Regions from separate parts of the Homo sapiens genome. Here region 1 is linked to region 2. The links are chromatin loops, found by intact Hi-C in ENCODE. Cell type or tissue: CD4-positive, alpha-beta T cell. All regions are shown on one strand. Links, peaks and the distances in the headings refer to the core of each region. The heading gives the core; the rest is flanking DNA. Region 1 overlaps GUCY2C-AS1 (GUCY2C antisense RNA 1). Region 2 overlaps LOC102724146 (a long non-coding RNA gene).

The links. Hi-C counts contacts between places; a loop is a spot of excess contacts. Peaks named below come from ENCODE experiments on the same cell type or tissue, not always from the same donor. Only the 100,000 strongest peaks of a DNase experiment are listed, where the experiment ranks them.
Region 1: it touches region 2 in a loop (5-fold over the local background); 5 of 110 quality-filtered maps call a loop at or near these places.

What each region holds. Positions count from the first base shown.
Region 1 is chr12:14,722,136-14,724,937 of GRCh38, forward strand. All of the region lies in intron 5 of GUCY2C-AS1 (GUCY2C antisense RNA 1), which reads left to right. Among named protein-coding and RNA genes, the nearest start is that of GUCY2C, 27 kb to the left of the region's middle. RefSeq lists an enhancer at 1,826-2,015. In CD4-positive, alpha-beta T cell, for the core only: CTCF peaks have their summits at 1,726 (motif pointing right) and 1,925; a DNase peak (open chromatin) is centred at 1,756.
Region 2 is chr12:15,854,993-15,857,794 of GRCh38, forward strand. The region is part of intron 2 of LOC102724146 (a long non-coding RNA gene); the gene reads right to left. Among named protein-coding and RNA genes, the nearest start is that of STRAP, 26 kb to the right of the region's middle. In CD4-positive, alpha-beta T cell, for the core only: CTCF peaks have their summits at 1,570 (motif pointing left) and 1,775; a DNase peak (open chromatin) is centred at 1,559.

The DNA of each region.
Region 1 (2,802 bases), core at 172-2,671, 1.1 Mb before region 2:
AGCTCTGTTTTTAATTTTTTGAGAAAACCTCCATACTGTTTTCCCTAATGTCTGGTACTAATTTACATTCCCACCAACAGTGTATTAAAGTTCCCCTTTTTCCACATCCTCATCAGCATCAGCATTTGTTATTTTTTTATCTCTTTGATGAAAGCCATTTTAACTGAGATGAGGTAATATATCTCATTGTGGTTTTGATTTGCATTTCCCTGATTAGTGATGCTGAGCATTTTCCATATCCCTTTGGTCATCTGTATGTCTTCTTTGGAGAAATGTCTACTCAGGCTTCTTGCCCATTTTTAAGTTGGGTTTTGGATTTTTTGGGTTGCTGTAGGGCTGTTTGAGTTCTTTGTATAATCCAGATATTAACCCCTTGTCAGATGCATAGTTTGCAGGTATTTTCTCCCACTCTATAGGCTTTCTCTTTGGTCTATTTCCTTTGCTGTGCAGAAGCTTTTTAGTTTGATGTAATTGCATTCACCTATTTTTGCTTTTGTTGCCTGTGTTTTTGAGGTCTTATCAAAAAAATTCTTGCTCCAGACAAATGCCATGAACCATTTCCCAGAGATAGATAGATAGATAGATAGATAGATAGATAGATAGACAGACAGACAGACAGATAGATAGATAGATGTTTTGAGACAGAGTCTGCCATGCTGGAGTGCAGTGACATGATCTTGGCTCACTGCAACCTCCGCCTCCTGGGTTCAAGTGATTCTCATGCCTCAGCCTCCCAAGTAGCTGGGATTACAAGCACATACCATCACACCTGACTAATGTTTGTATTTTTAGTAGAGGTGGGGTTTCACCATGTTGGCCAGGCTGGTCTCAAACTCCTGACCTCAAGTGATCCACCCACCTTGACCTCCCAGAGTGCTGGGATTACAGGCATGAGTCACTGCACCCAGCCCATTTACCCTATATTTTATTCTTGTAGTTTTGGATCTTTTGTTTAAGTCTTTTTTTTTTAAGAGATAGGAACTCACTATGTCCACTGTGTTGCCCAGGCTGGCCTTGAACTCTTGGGCTCAAGTGATCCTCCTGCCTCAGCCTCCTGAGTAACTGGGTCTATGGATGTGCACCACCACCTGGCTACGTTTAAGTCTTTAATCTATTTTGAGCTGATTTTGCAGTTGGTGAGATAAGGATCTAGTTTCATTCTTCTGCATATATATCCAGTTTTTCAAGCACCATTTATTAGACTGTCCTTTTCCCATTGTGTGTTCTTGGCACTTTTATTGAAAATTAGTTGGCTGTAAATATGTGCATTTATTTCTATGTTCTCTATTCTATTCCACTGGTCATTGTGATTCTTTTTTTTTATTCCAGTGCCATGCTGTTTTGGTTACAATAGTTTTGCAGTATATTTTGAAGTCAGCTACTGTGATGCCTCCAGCTTTCTTTTTCTTTGCTCAAGATTGCTTTGGCTATTCAGGGTCTTTTGTGGTTCCATGCAATTTTTTTTCTTACACTGCTATTTTGAATTCCTTGTCTAATAGGTCACACATCTTCTCTTTGGGATTTGTCACTAGCCCCTTATTTTGCCTGTTTAGTGAGGTCATAATTCCGATTGTACTTGGTGATTGTGGCTGCACTTCGATGTCTGCACATCGAAAAATTAGGTATTTATTTTAATCTTCACAGTCTGGCTTTAAATGTTCCCATGCTTCTTCAGTGGGCCTGTTCAGTTATCCAAGCCGACTGTTATGAAAGACTCTGACCAGTGCAGCTGTTCCGACACTAGAGGGTGCCCTAAGCCCATATTTGTTGTCAGTTTCACAAAAGTTCCATAGTTGGCATGCACTCTGGCAGAGATGGACCTGGTGAAGATCCAAGGCATGTACCCAAGTTGAGTGAGAATATTGGCCAGGGACCCAAGTCTGGAAGCCTGTCCCATAGGCCCAGACAGGCGAGGCTTCCAGGCCAGTTCCCCAACTGCAGCAGGAGAAGATGGAGCTGAGCCTGGGCCGCCTCTGTACCTGCTGTGGGATGGGGGCTGGTGGCCCAGATATGCAAGCCTCCCAGCAGTTCTCAGGAGATGCTGAAGTTGAGACTAGTTCCCCTCAGAATTCACTGTGAGATCAAGGCCAGTGAGTTCACCCCAGTAGGTCAGGTGGGTGCACATCCCACAGTCATTTCCTGCACAAATGGGACAGTTCCCAGACTGAGGAGCTGGAGTTGATTGGGCCCCCTCAGGATCTGCTTTGGGATGGAGGCTGATGTGCCCATCATGTAGGCTTACATGACTGACATGTGTAATCCCTAGACTGTGAGATATTGGTGAGTCTTTCTCTTGAGTTCTTGCACAAACAGTAATAAGCTGGGATCCCAGATGAGGAGGACTGGAGCCCAGTTACAAGGTAACTTTCAAATTCACTTCCAAGACCGTTGTCAGTGGGCAGACGAGCCTTTCTGCCAAGGTACTAATGTGCATGATTCCTCCTGGACCCCTTGGCAAATTGTTTTGGTTCAAGGATAAACAGGACTGTACCTAAGCCTTTTGGGAAACAAGGCTGTTTCTAGATTTAAATCCCAGGGGCATGATCAGCAGGTCTGCCACCTGGCTGTTGGTCTGCACTCTCAAAACAGTCTTTCTGGCTCTTGGGCTCCACCAGGGATTCATAGCTTCCTACCTTCCTACCTTCCTACCTTCCTACCTTCCTACCACAGAGACTTGTCTGTGGATGAATGCAGACAAATTTTGAGAGGATATGAGTGGGTGACTTCCTATTACACCATTTTGCTGATTTGTTTCTGTTACGTGTGTCCATGTGAAGAGACCACCAAACAGGCTTTGTGTGA
Region 2 (2,802 bases), core at 159-2,658:
TTCTTGTATTTAATTCTATTTTATCCATTTCTATATACAGAGGATAAAGAGAAACATTCATCCTCATAGAATGGCATAGCATACAGAAGTGATGAGGGCTGTGCTCTAAGAGGATTAAGCACACAAAGAAGATAATTAACTTGCTGAGGTCTCACAGAAATGTGTGGAATAGCAAGAATAGCATTCAGAGTTTCTGTTATCTTAAGGAAGATCAATCAGTCAAATAGCTGCATGTTCATGATACAGAGTTTATTTGTAGCCCTAGGTATTAACTAACATAAGTTAAGAAAAATGTTTAACCCTAAACAAACATACACAAAAAATGTGAATAAAATTGGTTTGTTTTAAAATATAGGTTGACATCTAGTTTAAAGACCAAACCAGTGAATTTTCTGTTACTACCTTTAAAATCACTCACAATTGTAACAGAACTCCAAATATTAAAGTTTCACAATGGAAAATGATGGGAATGCAGAGGTACTGATGTTTTTAGACACAAATCCTTATAATCAATTTTATAGCCACTTATCAGACACTTTTGCTGGGTTGGGAAATTATGAATGATTTCAACTTTTCTTCCTTGAGCTTTTAGAGTACTGCAAAAAATTTAAAAAGATAATGTATTTTGTAATCAGAAAAAAATTATGAAAAATTACTACATGCTTATATAGTCTTCTCTAATGTGTAGTAATCACTCTTGAATGTAATGTTCAGGCCTAAAATTTAGACATTAGAAATGCACCTCACGTGTTCAAAAGCAAAAGCCTTGGCTGATCCAGCAGAAAAACAGCTCTGAGTTTACCAAATTTACCAATTCCCTGAGTACTGTTTATTATAAATTGGAAATGTAATGCCAGGCAGATGTGTCATCACCCAACAAAAGTGAAACTTAAAGAAGAATCATGTTTGACAAGCAATCAGACTTTGGAAAGAAAGGAATAGAGAAAAAGAAAACTCTGGAGAGAATTTGAGATTTCTTTGATGCCTCTAATACCCTAAATAAAAACAGTGGTGCAAAATGGCCATTTAAGAAAAATATTGCTGGAAGAGCCATTATCCTCTAAACTCTTAGGAATATTCATTAATATTCCTGAATACATTATTGCAGGCAAGATTTTAGAATCATTTAGAATATGTGCCACCAGGACATTCCCCACAGGAATATCCCTCTCCTACCAGGCTCTGAGCTTGGGAAGCTTGGTTCAATTTGACTCCCTTCCCCCACTACGAATGCCAATTCTTAGGTCTCTGCCAATGTGGAGTTAGTTGGCATACATGGAAGGAGGATGGCAGTTTGCTTTTCCTTCAACAACACCAGTTAGACTGAATAATTCCTGTGGGATAGAATTGCTTGAGATGATACTACATGAGGTGTTTATAAGAAAATTGATTTTTAAATAATTAAAACTCATAATTTTCTTAATGTGTATTAAAATATGCTCTAAATATAAATATTTTAATTTGCTAGTTGAAAATTAAAAATATTTATGTAAATTATGCACAATCCCTGAAAGGGTGCTTCAGCAAGTTGTAAATGGAACAATACATGGGAAGAGATTGCCATCTGGTGGCTGAAGGAAAAGTGCATTTTTGTGTAGGACAGGTATAAAAAACTTGTTTAAGCAAATAAATGTTAGTATGTTAGTATTCCCTGCTAACTTTTTTTTTTTTTTTTGTATCTTAGAGGCAGGATTTCGTTCTGTCACCCATGCTGGAATACAGTGGAGCGAGCACATCTCACTGCAGCCTCGACTTCCCAGGCCAAGTTGTCTTTCTTTCCACCTCGGCCTCCCATCTCAGCCTCCCAACTAGCTAGGACTACAGGTGAGTGCCACAACGCCCGGCTATTTTTTTTTTAATTTCTATGGAGACTGGATCTCACTGTTGCCTGGGCTGATATCGAACTCCTGGCCTGAGGCCATCCTCCTGCCTAAGCCCACTATCCTATTTTATTAACCAAACACTTCTATCTTAATTCAAGTATCAAATAAGATATAGAGGTACATGTGGTGGTTTTTTAAATATGTAAATGATTTTTCTCAATGTTACATATTCTTTCTCTTTAGAAGTGTAATATATAACATTGTGGAAAATATACATTTTTATATATCATGTATTTCTAAACTACAGAAAAGTATAGAGAAGGAAACAAAATCTATAACTCCACCACCTAGAGACAATCAAAATGAACATTTTTTTTTTGAGATGGAGTCTCGCTGTGTCACCCAAGCTGGAGTGCAGTGGCACGATCTTGACTCACTGCAACCTCCGCCTCCCGGGTTCAAGTGATTCTCCTGCTTCAGCCTCCCAAGTAGCTTGGACTACAGGTGTGCACCACCACGCCCAGCTAATTTTTGTATTTTTAGTAGAGACAGGTTTTTACCGTGTTAGCCAGTTAGTCGATCTCTTGACCTTGGCCTCCCAAAGTGCTGGGATTACAGGCATGAGCCACCGTGCCCGGCCCCACAATGAACATTTTAATAAATTTCCTGCAACTTTTTTTCTATGTATTCACATTCTTTTCATATAATTGATATCATAAGAAGTATTTAGTTTTGAACAGTGCTTTAAAAACATTACCAGTACATTATGTTTTTTTTTTAAACTATGTTTCAAGTTTGCTGTCATTTGAGAGAGGTTCTTTTCCTGGGAGAGAATAAAATATGCATATGCATGAATAGGTGACAGTATCCTTTGTTCAGGAAATTGCAAGTAGCTCAATGCTGTTGGAAAATGAAGTTGGAAACTTCCAGTTCAGTGAGAGTGGCTGGGAGGAGAATTAACAGGCGTTGGAGAGGTATG